Regions from separate parts of the Homo sapiens genome. Here region 2 is linked to region 1. Evidence: chromatin contacts called from ENCODE Hi-C or POLR2A ChIA-PET data. All regions are on one chromosome and are shown on one strand. The core of a region is the stretch at or near the end of the contact, and the rest is flanking DNA. Distances in the headings are between cores, read along the strand shown. Region 1 has its middle 34 kb from the start of DNAAF10. Region 2 has its middle 45 kb from the start of FBXO48.

Region 1 (7,550 bases), core at 4,896-7,395:
CCTGGGCTTAAAGAATCCTCCCACCTCAGCTACCAGAATAGCTAGGACTACAGGTGTATGCTGCCACACCCAGCTAAATGTTTAAAATTCCCTGTGGAGATGAAGTAAATTCTACTTTTTGATGGGGTCTTGGCTAGGTTCTGAAAGAGCATGTGAGCTGGGCGTGGTGGCTCACGCCTGTAATCCCAGCACTTTGGGAGGCCAAGGCAGGTGGATCACCTGAGGTCAGGAGTTTGAGACCAGCCTGGCCAACATGGTGAAACCCTGTCTCTACTAAAAATACAAAAATTATCCGGGCGTGGTCATACACCCCTGTAATCCCAGTTACTTGGGAGGCTGAGGTGGGAGAATTGCTTGAACCTGGGAGGCGGAGTGTGCAGTGAGCTGAGATTGTGCCACTGGACTCCAGCCTGTGCGACAGAGTGAGACCCCCATCTCAAAAAACAGAAAAAAAAAAAAAAAAAAAAAAAAAAAAGCATGTGAGACTTGAAATACTGTGGCTAGTTTTGGAAAAGACAATCTGGTGTAGTGATTATAAGATGCATCCTAATTTCAAAGATGCATAAATGGGCAGAAGGATGTGCTCATTTGAATTGATGAAATACATTGCTTCAAATGCAGATACTCCTATCCCATCTACGTACACCCTTCCCTTCCCCTAATTTATTGCAGACATGACTAATCAATCATGCCACTCATTCTTCCTGAGCCTCAGAAGCTTTATCACACTCTGCTAGGAGCCACTACCAACTGCTGGCAAGTGAGATAAAATGGGTTTACTCTCCTGAATCTAGAGAATGATGCCCTGTGAAAAACAGGTAGCCTCCTGGACCAGGAGTCATTGGACTCTCCTCTCTCCTAATCCGTGGCTTTGTGTTTCAGTATGCCAAGAAATGATGAGGCTCTCCAGCACTAGACCATGTAAACCAAACTGATGCAAAAACCAAAATGGCGCATCATTCATATGTAGTGAGGGATGAACCCTTAGGTGCCAAAATGCCTAGGTTTGCCAAATGAGAACCTTGTTCATCTCCATTTATCTGAGATTCTGTGTAATTGTTTTGAAGTCTTTCTGTGAGAGTGGAATTAGAGACAGGTGTTGACAGTATTTAAAATAATGCATCCAGACCTTAGCGAAGCCTAAAAAAAAACAACCGTCTCAGAACCCTGAAGCTCTAGGCTATTGTGCAATTTTTACTGCAAATATGTTTCCATTCTTTAACTTACAGCACTTCGCTAAGTGTGGTGGTAAATTATAGAGTGTTTTAGTAAGGGATTTCTGGAATAATTCTTATGGGGTGGCCTGGAACCTTCCAGGGAAATGCTACTTTGTAATTAGTTTTTCTTTTTTCCTTTGGCCACCAGACTGTCCTCTAAAGTAAGTGAAACATGCAGGCTTCGGATATGAAGCTGGGTTGTGCAACCTGATTATAACAGCAATCTGCAATCAGGCGCTATGGCTCGTTTGAAAAATATGTGGGCAATTGGCTTTTAGCTATGCTTTTGTTGCTGTTGTTATTATTTAGTTTTTATTTCATAATCATAAACTTAACTCTGCAATCCAGCTAGGCATGGAAGGGAATAAGGAAAGCATGGAACTGCAGCGGGAGTACAAAGATTCTAGGATACTACGAGCAAATGGGGTGGAGGGGTGCTCTCCTGAGCTACAGAAGGAATGGTCTGGTGGTTAAGACAAAACACAAGTCAAACTGATTAGAGTTGTCCACAGTCAGCGATGGTGATCTTGCTGGTCTTGCCATTCCTGGACCCAAAGTGCTCCATGGCCTCCACAATATTCATGCCTTCTTTCACCTTGCCATAGACTACATGGTTGCCATCCAACCACTCAGTCTTGGCAGTGCAGATGAAAAACTGGGAACCATCTGTGTTGGGTCCAGCGTTTGCTATGGACAAGATGCCAGGACCTTTATGCTTCAGGATGAAGTTCTCGTCATCAAATTTCTCCCCATAGATGGACCAGTGCCATTATGGCGTGTGAAGTCACCACCCTGACACATAAACCCTGGAATAATTGTGTGAAAGCAGGAACCCTTATACCCAAATCCTTTCTCTCCAGTGCTCAGAGCACAGAAGTTTTCTGCTGTCTTTGGAATCTTGTCTGCAAACAGCTTGATGGAGATGCGGCCCAAGGGCTCACTGTCGATGGCAATTTCTAAGAACACGGTGGAGTTGACCACGCTGGTAGTACAGGGCTTCCGGTGGCGTTGGCATCTGCTAGCTATGTTTTTTTAAAAGGCAGGTTGGTTATGCTTACCCAGGAAACCTCTATCTCCGAATGTCTGGCCACTCTCACTGTGTTGTGGAGCCCCACCTCCCTGCTTTGGATGAGACTAGACTGCCAGGCGCCATTCTCAGGGCCATACCCAGCAGTCCCAATAAAACGGGGCTTAATGCTGCTCTGAGAGCTTGGGGGCACTGGGCCCATGCTGCACTCAGACTTATCAGGACCTGCTAACAGAAGTCCTGTGCATTGTCCAACCAGCTGAGGACTCAGGGCTGCTAGGACAATGTCCTCTATTATTCCACCCTAAGTACCTGCATATTGCCTGGAGTGGTGAGAAATTCTTTACTCATCCATTTTCCCTACTGGGTCTAGGATGGACAAATGGCAGTATGAAAACTGTGAATCTTTGTTACTGTGTAGGGATCTAGAGGCTAAACCCTTGTCCTCAACCCCAGAACCAGAAAAATGGTTATTAATCAGGACAGCACAGTGAAAGCAGATGCAGATTATCCTCACAGTGCATGGCCATTAATGCAGTTGTCCATAGGTTTTGTATATTTTACATCAAACATCAAGCTTGAATGAAGGAACAGGATTTTGACTTTGTGTTTTTAACTTGAAGCATGAGATTCTAGGTAAAAGGGCTGTGACCAAGTACAGCTGCATTTATACAGTCATGGTGGAGGAATTTTATGAAGGATTCTTTAACAACTGAACTTTGCTTATGGTGTTCTGATCCAACTCTATCCCTAAGCCAACTTAAAACCAGATCACTCAGCAATACCCTTTATACAACACTTTTTTATTTTAATTGAGACTGAGTCTTGCTCTGTCACCCAGGAAGAGTGCAGTGGCGTGATCTTGGCTCACTGTAACCTCCGCCTCCTGGGTTCAAGCACTTCTCCCACCTCAGCCTCCCAAGTAGCTGGGATTACAGGCATGTGCCACCACGCGCAGTTAATTTTTTTTATTTTTAGTAGGGATGGGGTTTCGCCATGTTGGCCAGGCTGGTCTCAAACTCCTCACCTCAAGTGATCTGCCTGCCTCGGCCTCCCAAAGTGCTGGGATTATAGGCATGAGCCACTGCCCCTGGCCCCTTAATACAACATTTAATAAATGTTGGGCCAGGCGCAGTGGCTTACGCTTGTAATCCTAGCACTTTGGGAGGCCAGGAGTTCAAGACCAGCCTGGGCAACATAGTGAGACACTGTCTCTACAGAAAATTTTTTTTTTAAATTAGCTGGGTGTGGTAGCACAGCTTATAGTCCCAGCTGCTTGGGAGGCTGAGGCAGGAGGATCACTTGAGCCAAGGAGGTTGAAGCTGCAGTGAGTGGTGACTGTGTTACTGCACTCCAGCCTGGGGAAAATGAGAGACCCTGTCTCAAAAATAAATAAATAAATAAAAGCAAATGTTGGTGGGTGATTAAAATGATAAAATAATGATAAAACAAGTAATTAGGAAAAAAAAGTCCATCTTAACCTCTGGCCTGTTTTTTGAAGGCATTGTTGTTGATTAGGGTTAGGTTCAGCTGCGGGTAACTGAAAACCCAAAATAAAGATTACGCATTATCCAGTGTGCCTGTTCCAGTTGAACCATCACATCCACATTCCAGACATCAGAAAAGTAGGAAAAGTAAGAAAAAGAACATCTTGCACTTTGAAGAGCACTTTTGCTTGTATCCATTGGTGATGATTTGGTCCTGTGTCTCGGTCTCACCTATCACAGTGAGACCGAGAAGCATAAACCTGATTGTGTGCAGTGTTATACCCGGCTACCATTTGGGAGTTCTGGTCCTGAGGAAGTAGGGAAATGGATGTTGGGAGGTGTAACTGGATTCTGCCGCCCTGACAGAGCCGTCAAGCACGGCCTCCCTGGCTGCGTCCTCCCATGAGGTGAAAACTAGGGCGCTACCAATGCGTGCTTCCTTAGGCCAGATCTGGGTCTTGGCACCCAATACTCCCTTTTGGCAATTGTATCTTCTCCATCAGCTCTTGTAAACCAGACACCATGGAATCCCTTGGTTTTTTAAGTTACTTTTATTATCCTTTATGTGCACCAATGCAAGCCCAGCCCAGTACAAAAACAGGAAAGGAAAACTCCCCCTACACACTCAAATTGATCTTCATACTACATTTCTTTTCTTGGGAATTTGTTTGTACTTAATAATAACTTCTTTCGAATCCCAAATACCTTTTCCACTCAGGGGCAGTACAAAGTCACGCGCAGTAGAACATGAACGGCGCAGCTTACCTCATGCGTGTCCATAAACTCACCAAAGGAACTTGAAGGGAGAACAGTGTCTTTATGATCCGGCGTGTCTTGGTACCTGCTTAAAGTCACTTTTGCTTGTGATTTAGCTGGATACACTTTGCATATATACATGAAAAATAATTTTTTTTCTGGGAATGTCTAAGGACTATCCAACACACAAAATGATTTCATCCTTTTCTGAATGAGAACAGCCCGAAAGTTTCTGGCAAATACGCAGGGTTCGTGAGATATGAAATTCAATTATGTCGTGGTACATAAGGTCCGCCTCTTCACGACTTTCAGTGGATTTTCTTCCCCTGGGAAGGAGGCCCCTCAGCCGCACGTTCCGAATCCCAGGCCGTCCTTGTACCTGAAGACCCAGTGGTGCGCTGCCCCCTTGTGGGAGATGTGGGCATTGCAGACCTTTCAACACAAGGAAACGGAATTTGTCTTTCAAATGCAGCTGGAAAAATCTATCCTGTTTAATTCCCAGGAGGCACGCAAGCCAAACTGGACCTTGAGAAAGACATTATCTTACAGAAATGTCTTCCAAAAATGTGATTGTGTTTATGAAGAAAACCCACTTTGTATATAACAACACTGCATAGCATGCCTATGCTTCTTTTTACAGAATGGGTTTTTTAACCAAAAGTTGGATCATTAGCTTTATTATAGATTCAGTCTTACTGGTAGCATCACAAGGCTAACTTCCAAGAGAAAATATTTGGCTTTTTATAAAGTGAGGAATTATTTTGTAAAGTAAATAGTACATGCCTCTATCTCCTACCAACCGTTTATTCTGTAAATTCTGATTTTAACGAAGCATTTCTCAGAGTAAGGACTTCTTTATACCATCACTTAACTTCCTGCAGGAATTCTAGAATTTCTCTCCATCTTCTTTGCACCAGATCCAATGTTTTGTTTTGTTTTGTTTTGTTTGAGACAGAGTTTTGCTCTTGTTGCCCAGGCTGGAGTGCAATGGCACGATCTCAGCTCACTGCAACCTCCGCCTCCTGGGTTCAAGCGATTCTCCTGACTCAGCCTCCCAAGTAGCTGAGATTACAGGCGCCCACCACCACGCCCGGCTAATTTTTGTATTTTTAGTAGAGACGGGGTTTCTCCATGTTGATCAGGCTGGTCTCGAACTCCTGACCTCGAGTGATCCGCCTGCCTCGGCCTCCCAAAGTGCTGGGATTACAGGCATGAACCACCGTGCGCAGCCATATAGCCACTGTTTTTAAAAGCCATTTCTGCACTACCAAGTTAGTGAGTAGCAGCCCTCCACCTGCCCACCTTTGGCGTATGGACCATGCAGCTAAAAGAAGCAACACAAAATAAACTGTGGTCAAAAGAGACTCACAGTTCTCCCTCACACCGGAGGCTGAAGACACTCACACTTCCTCCTTTTAAGTCTTCAACTTTTCTTCTTTATGACACCCAAGGCTTTCATGGCCAGTCAGAACGTCAGTGCCAGAAGAGGCCTTTGAGACCTCTGCACTCAATTTCTGCATTTGAAGACAGACCCAGGCCCTCATCTCCTGACCCCTCATCCAGTGATATTCTCCTGCACCTCCCTGAGGAGTTGCTCAACACTCTGATCCCTCCGAGAAGCCTGGGGTACCTCTAAATTTAACATGCCAGAAACCGAGAACTCTATGCAAACAACACCACTGCTCAGAGGTGATAAGGGTAAGCAAATAAACCACCAGGGAGAAACAGAAGCAGAGTTTTGGCTCTCACCACCCTGTAGATAAACAAGTGTTTGATCTGGGCTGAGCACATCCCTCATCTGGTGAGAGATAACATTCACACTCAGAGGGAGTCTGTGCTTGCAGCCAACAGGTTTGGAACCCTATTGAGCGCTGACCTGGCCGCACACAGACTGAACTAGGGCTCAGGAATGATGGACCAGGGGAAATTTTGTTACCACCCAGGGGGAAAGAGAGGGTCTTCCTGCATTCCTAAGAGCTCACAGGCTAAAGGGCCCTAAGAAAGCAGACACAGAAGACACAGAAGCCTCAGCTAAGGGGGAGTCCTGACGGCCACAGTCCCCACTAATCCACTATGGGCCACTTAGGGCTTGTTGTGAATTTTCCAATCTGTTCCGTAAAGCTTCCTAGGAAGAATGTCAGAAGCCTTATTCTCTTGCTCTCGGTTGAGGCTATGGAAGCTAAAGAAAGCAGTATATGCCAGGCGAGGTGGCTCACACCTGTAATCCCATCACTTTGGGAGGCCAAGGCAGGTGGATCAATTGAGGCCAGAAGTTTGAGACCAGCCTGGCCAACATGGTGAAACCCCATCTCTATTAAAATACAAAAAATTAGCTGCATGTGGTGGCATGCACCTGTAGTCCCAGCTACTTAGGAGGCTGAGGCAGGAGAATCGCTTGAACCTGGGAGGCAGAGGTTGCAGTGAGCTGAGATCACGCCACTGCACTCCAGCCTGGGTGACAGAGTGAGACTCCATCTCCAAAAAAAAAAAAAAAGAAAGAAAGAAAGACAGTGAATGAGGAGTAAACTTGGAGGGAAACCAGTGGCCTGTCTCTAGAGTCTTGATCAGGATCACATTTATAAAGATGATAATGTTGACAATAATAATAATAGCTGCTAATATTTGTGGAGTGCTTACTATATTGTTTCTCTCATGTTGTATTTTTAAATCCCCACCACAAAACTCTGGGGTAAATACTATAGTTTGTTGTTGTTGTTGTTTTGAGATGGAGTCACTCTGTTGCCCAGGCTGGAGTGCACTGGCATGATCTCGGCTCACTGCAACCTCCACCACCCAGGTTCAAGCGATTCTCCTGCCTCAGCCTCCCGAGTAGCTGGGATTACAGGCGTGAGCCACCATGTCTGGCTAATTTTTGTACTTTTAGTAGACATGGGGTTTCACCATGTTGGCCAGGCTGGTCTTGAACTCCTAACCTCAGGTGATCCACATGCCTTGGCCTCCCAAAGTGCTGGGATTACAGGCGTGATAATAAACTCTTAACCTCACCATTTTTGTATATAAGTGGAGGTCGTCAGAGCACTTTTTTCATCCATTTTGCTACTT
Region 2 (7,551 bases), core at 602-3,101, 300 kb before region 1:
TACTAGTAGACTCCCAGGGGATGCTGCTGGTGGTGGTCTGTGGGTGATGCTTTTAGCAGCACTTTCACACCCCTGTGTTACGGCAAGGATACCCAGCATTTTGCCTATGCCAGAAGTCCAACCCCTCAACCCCACTCCGTATGCTAAAGCCCCCTGGCTCCTCCAGACTCTGGAGGGTATCCCACACTCCCTGGAGGGTATCCCAAACATATCCTTAACCTAATCTACCGACACACCCTTAACCTGCTGCTAGAGACTCCACACTGGCCCCTGGCACCGAGGCCATTCCCACTGACTTCCTCATTCTTGTCTTCAGATCACTAAGGACTTCTGATGGTCAAGGGCTTTTCTACCTCTGCACTGCATAGAGATAAATGCTCTCAATTCTCAGCTGAGGGGCCCCACATGTCTGTTCCAAATCTCCTCTCTTCTCAAGCTCCCAACAAGTCTTGTCACCCAAATCTCCCTCAACATATGACCTCATTTTTTATTTTAATTTAGAGCCATGTCAGGGGCCATTTGACACAAGCTGTGTCCTCTTTCTTCCTCTCAACCTCTATGGAACTCTATTTCTACATCCATCTCTACTTCCTTGTTCACATCAATGTGTCCTCCCTGCTTTCCACAGTCAATCCACTGTCTGGGCCATTGGCTCAATCCTTCTTCACCTCCTCCACCTCCTCTACCTCCTCCCAAATGCTCCTTCCTCATTTTCTTCTTCTCTTCCCATCTTTAGCAAACTCCTGTCCTCTATCTGCAACCTACAAATGTTCAGTTCTCCACTAAGAGAAACACCTTTCACCTGGTTCTTCCCATTTCTCTGATCCCCACCATTACTTAGATGACTCAGGCACATCATACACAAGCAAAATGAAGCCCCTGATTCTTCTCACCCTGCCACGCCACACCCCTGCACCTCCCCCCATCTTCCCAGCTCAGGAAATGGTCCTAGCTTTCACTCAGACCAAAAACCTAGGAGTCATCCTTCATTTGGCTTTCTTCTTAGACCCTACCCCTTCAACATCATTTTGCACATCCTGTTGATGTTTCTACCACCACAATATAGTCCAAAGCTGACCCCTTGTCACTATTTGCGGTGTACCAACTGGATCTAAACCACATTTATTCCTTGAATGAATTATTCAGCATCTTCCCGTCATATTTCCAACTTCAACTCTTGCCCTATACAGTCCATTCTTCACAAAGCAGCCTAAGCGAGTTTAGAAGTTGTAAATCTAATCAAGTTACTTCTCTGTTTAAAATCTACTTATAGCATCCCCTTGCACTTAGAGTAAAACACAAACTCCTTCTCTGCTTCTCTGATGTCTTCTACCACTTTCCCCATAGTTTATCAAGCACCAGATATACTGTGCTCAATCTATGCACTTTCTCTTTGTATAGACTGGAATGTGCTCATTGTGTGCCATGTTTCATTTTCATCATAGCACTTTTAATATCTGCAATTGTCTTCATCATTTACAGACTATCTCTCTCACACTAGAATGCAAACTCCATAACAGTGGTGATCTTGCCTGCCTTACTCACCTAGCAGTGAACAAGCACCTAGTGGGATCTAATAAATACAGGCCTCTTGAACAAGTAAATTAATGAGTTAACCTATTACTCCTGGTAGCTACAAGCCAGTTCTCCACTAGGTAATTCACTGTAGCAAACTTCTGAAATGAATAATCTATGACCATTGCTTTCTTTTTTTCACCATTGTTCCCCATTTTCTCTGTAGTGTAACTTCTCCCTTCACCATTCTTTTGAAACTTCTGCCCTGAAGGTCACCACGGCACTTTAATGACCAAAACAAACCGTCTTTTTTAAGATCTCAGCCACCTTAACCTTTGTGAATTTGACATTGTTAACCACTTCCCTTTTCTTGAAGAATCTCTCCTCTCCCTAGGCTTCTGAGTCACTTCTTCTGCAGACCAAATCTTTACCAACCCTTTTGCTGGCTCATCTTTCTACTCCTGATCTCCACTCATGAGTCTTCTCAGGTGACCTATATCAATTTCTCAATTCTACATATTCGTTTTTGGTGAACGCATCTCCTAGGACTTCAGCTGTTACTTCTTTGCTCATGAGTCTAAGTCAGTCTCTGCATCCTGACTCTCTCCCCTTACCTTCAAACTCATGTTCCAAATCCATCCTCATGCTATGACTTTCCTTTTTCTCTTAAGGAACTGCTCTTCCCAAAGAATGGAAAACACCTCTTAACTCTCACCATCTTACTCATTGCAATCTGTAGATTCTTCCTTTGAAATGGTTCTGTTCATCATTCTTTCTGCTACTGACACTCTTCTCACCTCCCATAGAGATATACTACAGTAGTCCACTAATTAATTTCCCCATCTCTGGAGTCACCTTCTGATATGGTTTGGCTGGGTCCCCACCCAAATCTCATCTTGAATTGTAGTTCCCATAATCCTCACATGTCATAGGAGGGACCTGGTGAGAGGTAATTGAATCATGGGGGCAGTTTCCCCCTTGCTGCTCTCATGATAGTAAGTTCTCATGAGATCTAATGGTTTTATAAGGGGCTTCCCCCTTTGCTTGGCTCTCACTCTTCACCTTCCTGCTACCAGGTGAAGAAGGATGTGTTTTCCACCCCCCTGCCCCCACCCCCACTACTGCCATGATTGTAAGTTTCCTGAGGCCTATCTAGTCTTGCAGAACTTTTAAACTTCTTTTCTTTATAAATTACCCAGTCTTGGGAAGTTCTTTATAGCAGCATGAGAATGAACTAATACACCTTCCTCCAAGCTAGCTACATCCAGGCCCCCTTTAATAAATGGCTCCCCATTGCCTACAAGGAAAAAAGGCAACACTCAGGTTCTTTAGTTATTCATTCAACACAAATAGTACCTAAAGCCAGTTTTCTGGACTTTCCTCAACATTTCCACTTTCTTACTTTTTAGGGTATTTTCTAGAAGTGAAGATATAATTCCATCACAGTGATCATCTATGTGGTTCAGTGGCATTAATCTTTCTCAACAGATGCTAAGCCCCAGAGGGCAGGATTGAGTCTTCACTTTTCTGCACCTGTGTAACACATCCAGCTCAGGAGATGTTCAATTAACATTTGTTCTATCAATTTCTTTTGACACATAAATCTTCTAAATCCATTTGCAGAGAAGAAGAATCAGATAATAGATAGAAGTGAACAATTACAATAATAAATATGATGGGCCGGGCACAGTGGCTCATGCCTGTAATCCCAGTGCTTTGGGAGGCCAAGGAGGGCAGATCATGTGGTCGAGAGATCAAGACCATCCTGGCCAACGTGGTGAAACCCCATCTCTCTAAAAACACAAAAATTAGCTGGGCATGGTTGCAGGTGCCTATAGTCCCAGCTGCTCGGGAGGCTGAGGCAGGAGAATCACTTGAACCTGGGAGACGGAGGTTGCAGTGAGCCGAGATCGTGCCACTGCACTCCAGCCTGGCGACAAAGCAAGACTCCATCTTAAAAAATAAATATATAAAGAAATAAATATGATTAAATCACTGTAAATTTTAACAATATTAACAGTTATGTGTATGATCAACTGAAAATGTTTAAGTTATTTTTTCTCTCATTGACAGAAAAGTTTTTCTCAAGTGTAGATTAAAAATTCAATGAAATTTTCAACTCCAGAATGTTTCTTACTTTTTAGGGTATTTTCTAGATGTGAAGGTATAATTCCATCACAGTGATCATCTATGCGGTTCTCCCTTGGTCTCCTTTTCCAACTAATTATCACTTTATTTGATTCTTTCCCTGCACAATCAGGTTTCTTGAAAGAAGAGTCTACACTCCTGCTTGTCTTTAAGGAATGCACTCTACCAGGTTGCTCTCACATTTCTTCAATCACCACACAGTGGACTCTTAATATATACTGAACGCATGAGAGAATGAATGCATGGGCTCTTGTTCTCCCTGGGCATTTTCACCCATTCTTACCACTTCATACCCACAGAAATGACTCGTTAGTGTAAAACTCCATTGTGACCTTTCTCCTTTGCTCCAGTCCTGTAGATCTCTAACTGCTACTGGGCATTCACTCCTGGATTCCTAACTGGAACTTTCAATTCCATATTTCCCTATCTAAATGCATCATTCTTTCCCCTAACAAAGTTGTTCATTTGTATTTGCTATACTCATCAGTGAAATGACCATCATCCAGGTCACTAAGTCCTAAACTGGCAATCATCTTAGAATCTTTCCTGTCTTGCTGGTTCTTCCTCTTAGGTGGCTTTCGAATCTCTTAGCTTTTTCATCCTGTTTGTCCTTTAAAGCTGTGCTCTGTTACTATCATTTCTAGGAACCCCTCTCTGAACAGTCCATTTGTCCCCACTTATCTGCCCATCATAGCACTGAGCAACCAGGGGATGCCGAAATCATTAACTTAGGAGCTCTTCTCTCTCCAAGAAGGAGGGGTTCTTGAGGGCAAGAGAGTAAGTCTCGGTTACCTCCCATCTTAGCACAGTTCCGACATAGGGTGGAACCTCTAAATATTTGTGGAGCTGCCAATTGAACTTAACTCCCACCTGCCTTACCTTCCCTGCTGTGATTCAAACCTAGTCACCTCTCACCTGGATTATGATAACATGTGTGACTGCCATTATTCTCCCAGTGATGCCTAGCTCCAAACAGCCTCCACAATGTGGTCAGAATGAGCTTAGAAAACTCTAATGTGAATATGCCATGGAGAGGCCCAAAGGGCAAAAGACTTGCCCAAGAGCACACAACTGGTTAATAACAGTAGGAAACTCTACTGATTGCCAATCACCAAGTCTTAAATGCAACCAAGGACTCCAATCCAGCCAATTCTATCCATAACCATTCACCAAAGATTTTTCAGAGTCAGAAGACTGCAAAAGTGACTGTTTATACTAAATTCCTTAAGCAGCAAGATAGAGGTTAGATGCTGCCATCCCTAGTATCTTCAAATGTGCATTATTCCCCTATTGAAACACTGTTTGCTTAAGAATCAAAGGAAAACTCCCTATGAATGTTGTCAAGAAAATATGAACAAGTTCAAATCTCCTCAAATGAAGTTACATCTGCTGTGGCAATCCCAGCCCCTTACAACTTTGCAGGAAATGGGAAAGGAGGCACAACAGAAAGAGTGTGTCTGCTTTATCCAACTGCATCACTCACTGCAACAGGAAACACATGGCCAAACTAAGGCAGTGAGTCTTCTGGCCTTACAATGGCCTCATTGGTACCCAAAAACAAGACAAGCAGAAAGTTATCTCCCTTGTGTGTCCAGACATTGATGACAAAGGAAAACCCACACGGTGATATTAGATTTGCCATTCTCCTGAATTACTACTCAACCAGAGTCCAATACAGAGGATGAGGAAAATTCTAAAAAGATTCTGATGTTTCCAGTTGTTGGGCATGGAGATGAGGGGTCTAAAGAAGAAAAATAGACATTTGTGGAGATTTCAGAGGATAGGATGGTGAGTGAGTTCACTTCTGCTGCCTTTCTCCTCCCTGCTAAATCAGCTGAGATAGCTAGGGTATGCATGATGCAATAACAAGCAACCTCAAGCCCCAGTGCTTTAAAACAGCAAACACTTATTCTTGCTCCATTATGCATCCATTGTCGGTTGTCTGTGGTATCTACCCATGTTTTTGACAGCCTCACTTTAGGAACCATGCAGACTGAAAAGGGAACAACTGTCAGGAACCATATCGTCCAATAAAAACATAATGCAAGCCACAAATGTGAGCCACCTGTGTGACTCTAAATTTTCTAATAGCCATATTTTAAACTGTAAAAAGAAGCACATAAAATTAATTTCAATAATATTTTTAATTTAACCCATTATATTCAAAATAGCATCTTGTCAACAAGTTATAAAATACAAAAATTATTGATGAGATATTTTACATGCATTTTTTTGTACTAAGTCTTCGAAATCCGGTATGTCCTTTTCACTTATAGCACATCTCAATTTGGACTAGCCACTTACAAGTGCTCAGTGGCTACATGTGGCTACACAGTGGCTGTAGGGTGGGTCTGTACATCGACAGAGAAAAGAGAGCTCCAGAGGATCTTACACCACAATGAAATGCTCAACAATGAACTGACTGTACTTCCCAAACCCAGGGGCTGGGAAGTACAGCCCTACCATGTCCCTGGAAGACAGAGAGCTGGGATTATACAGTGAGCAAACCTTCAAGACTACCACGTTTGTCTTTGTGAATAATATCTCCCTATAACAATAGCTACTGTAACAATTATGTTGAATAAGCCAGGCTCCTAGGAGGCCATCAGAATAAGCCTTTAATTTTTTTCCTTCCATAACCCATTCAAATCAGTTCTTTCCCCACCCCAGCACGGACTCTCAGGCAGGTTCTATCATATTCCCCATCTCTCTTAGAGAATAAAAAGACTTCCAGCCACTTTGAGTCACAAAACCATCTCGACTCAGTAATTAAAATATAACATTCCATCCAATACTCTGAATCTCATTTAGGGTTGAGGAGTCTGCCTTTTTCAAGTCGGGACTGCGAGGCTGGAGAAGCCTGTAGTGGGCAGGGTGGCTGATGTGGCGAGGTCTTCTCTATTTCCCTGTCCTGTGCCTGTCCCTGCTTCCTTCAGCTCTTCTAGAAATAAGGTAGGGTGGGGGCAAATGGGAGCCAGGGGCAGGAAAACTCATCCTTTCTTGGTGCCAATCTAACCTGGTATTGGTCTCCTGTCAGCTTGTAGATGTTCAAACCTGCCTTTTGGAGGAGGGCTTAGAAACATTTCTTCTACCCCTCACCCCCACCCTCACCCCAGCAGCATTCAGATGCGCTTCCCATGAGGCAGGCCACCTGTGTTCCTGTGGCTGGCTGCCTACATTTTCTCTTTCAGCCTCTGAGAATCGGGTGGTCATCCCCTTTGTTGAGATCATACCCCTGCTGTTCCGGCAGTCCTCTTTGGCAGGATTTTCACCAGACCCACAGGGCCTTATCCTGCTTGTCTGCAATGGGAAGCCCTCACTCAGGCATCCTTTACCCTGGCAATGCAGGAGCACAGGCTGATTCCAGTGCAGCCATTTCCTCTGCCACCAGGGCACCAGTCAGCCACAGCCTCTGGCCTTTAGGCTGTTTCCAGGCATGATCTGCCACCAGCCTCTGGGCTACACAGATTCTAACTGACACAGGTCAAGGTCAGAGCCTTCTTGAACCACCTCACAGTCTGTTTGGGGTAAAGGGAAACACCCTCCCACCACCCCCATGGAGGGGAAAGAAAAATTCCATTGCAATGCAACTGTTTTCCCCAAAGGAACTATTTCTCTAATTTCCAGCTAGCCTCCCGAGGTTCTTCAGCCTTTTTAGATCTTCCAGATGGGAGAAGAGCTAAGAGTTGCAGAACTGGCTTTTGGCCATCCCTTTGCAAGTCCCACATTGCTTTGATGTGGGAGTACTTGCCACCTACTATTTGGTTCTGGTTCTTTTGAGAGCTTCAGCTGAATACAGACAAAAAGAATCTCATTTTAACATCTTGTTAAACTACCATATATTGAATATCCACATTAGTGTCATTTTATTTACATTATCTTATTTAA

What was found. A loop is a pair of places that touch in the nucleus more often than their neighbours do. ChIA-PET counts read pairs that join two places held with the same protein, here RNA polymerase II (POLR2A). Pooled maps may share reads with other maps.
Region 2: a loop to region 1 is called in a map with no recorded cell type, with 7 times the contacts of the local background. The contact joins two enhancer-like sites. A Hi-C loop is called at or near these places in 10 of 168 maps with a recorded cell type or tissue (dorsolateral prefrontal cortex, gastrocnemius medialis, heart left ventricle and 6 more), 7 of 37 single-sample maps with no recorded cell type and 6 of 50 pooled maps. POLR2A ChIA-PET finds 5 or more read pairs at or near these places in 1 of 52 experiments (activated CD4-positive, alpha-beta T cell).

The regions. Positions count from the first base shown.
Region 1 is chr2:68,119,911-68,127,460 of GRCh38, reverse strand. It overlaps the pseudogene PPIAP64. Among named protein-coding and RNA genes, the nearest start is that of DNAAF10, 34 kb to the left of the region's middle. RefSeq lists enhancers at 4,730-5,024, 5,873-5,952, 5,963-6,132, 6,363-6,522. Within about 2 kb of position 6,145, at least 4 of the 41 ENCODE cell types and tissues checked have a DNase peak (open chromatin) inside an H3K27ac peak, as active enhancers do.
Region 2 is chr2:68,418,436-68,425,986 of GRCh38, reverse strand. No RefSeq gene overlaps it. Among named protein-coding and RNA genes, the nearest start is that of FBXO48, 45 kb to the left of the region's middle. RefSeq lists enhancers at 1,644-1,753, 1,874-2,113 and a silencer at 2,454-2,523. Within about 2 kb of position 1,851, at least 7 of the 41 ENCODE cell types and tissues checked have a DNase peak (open chromatin) inside an H3K27ac peak, as active enhancers do.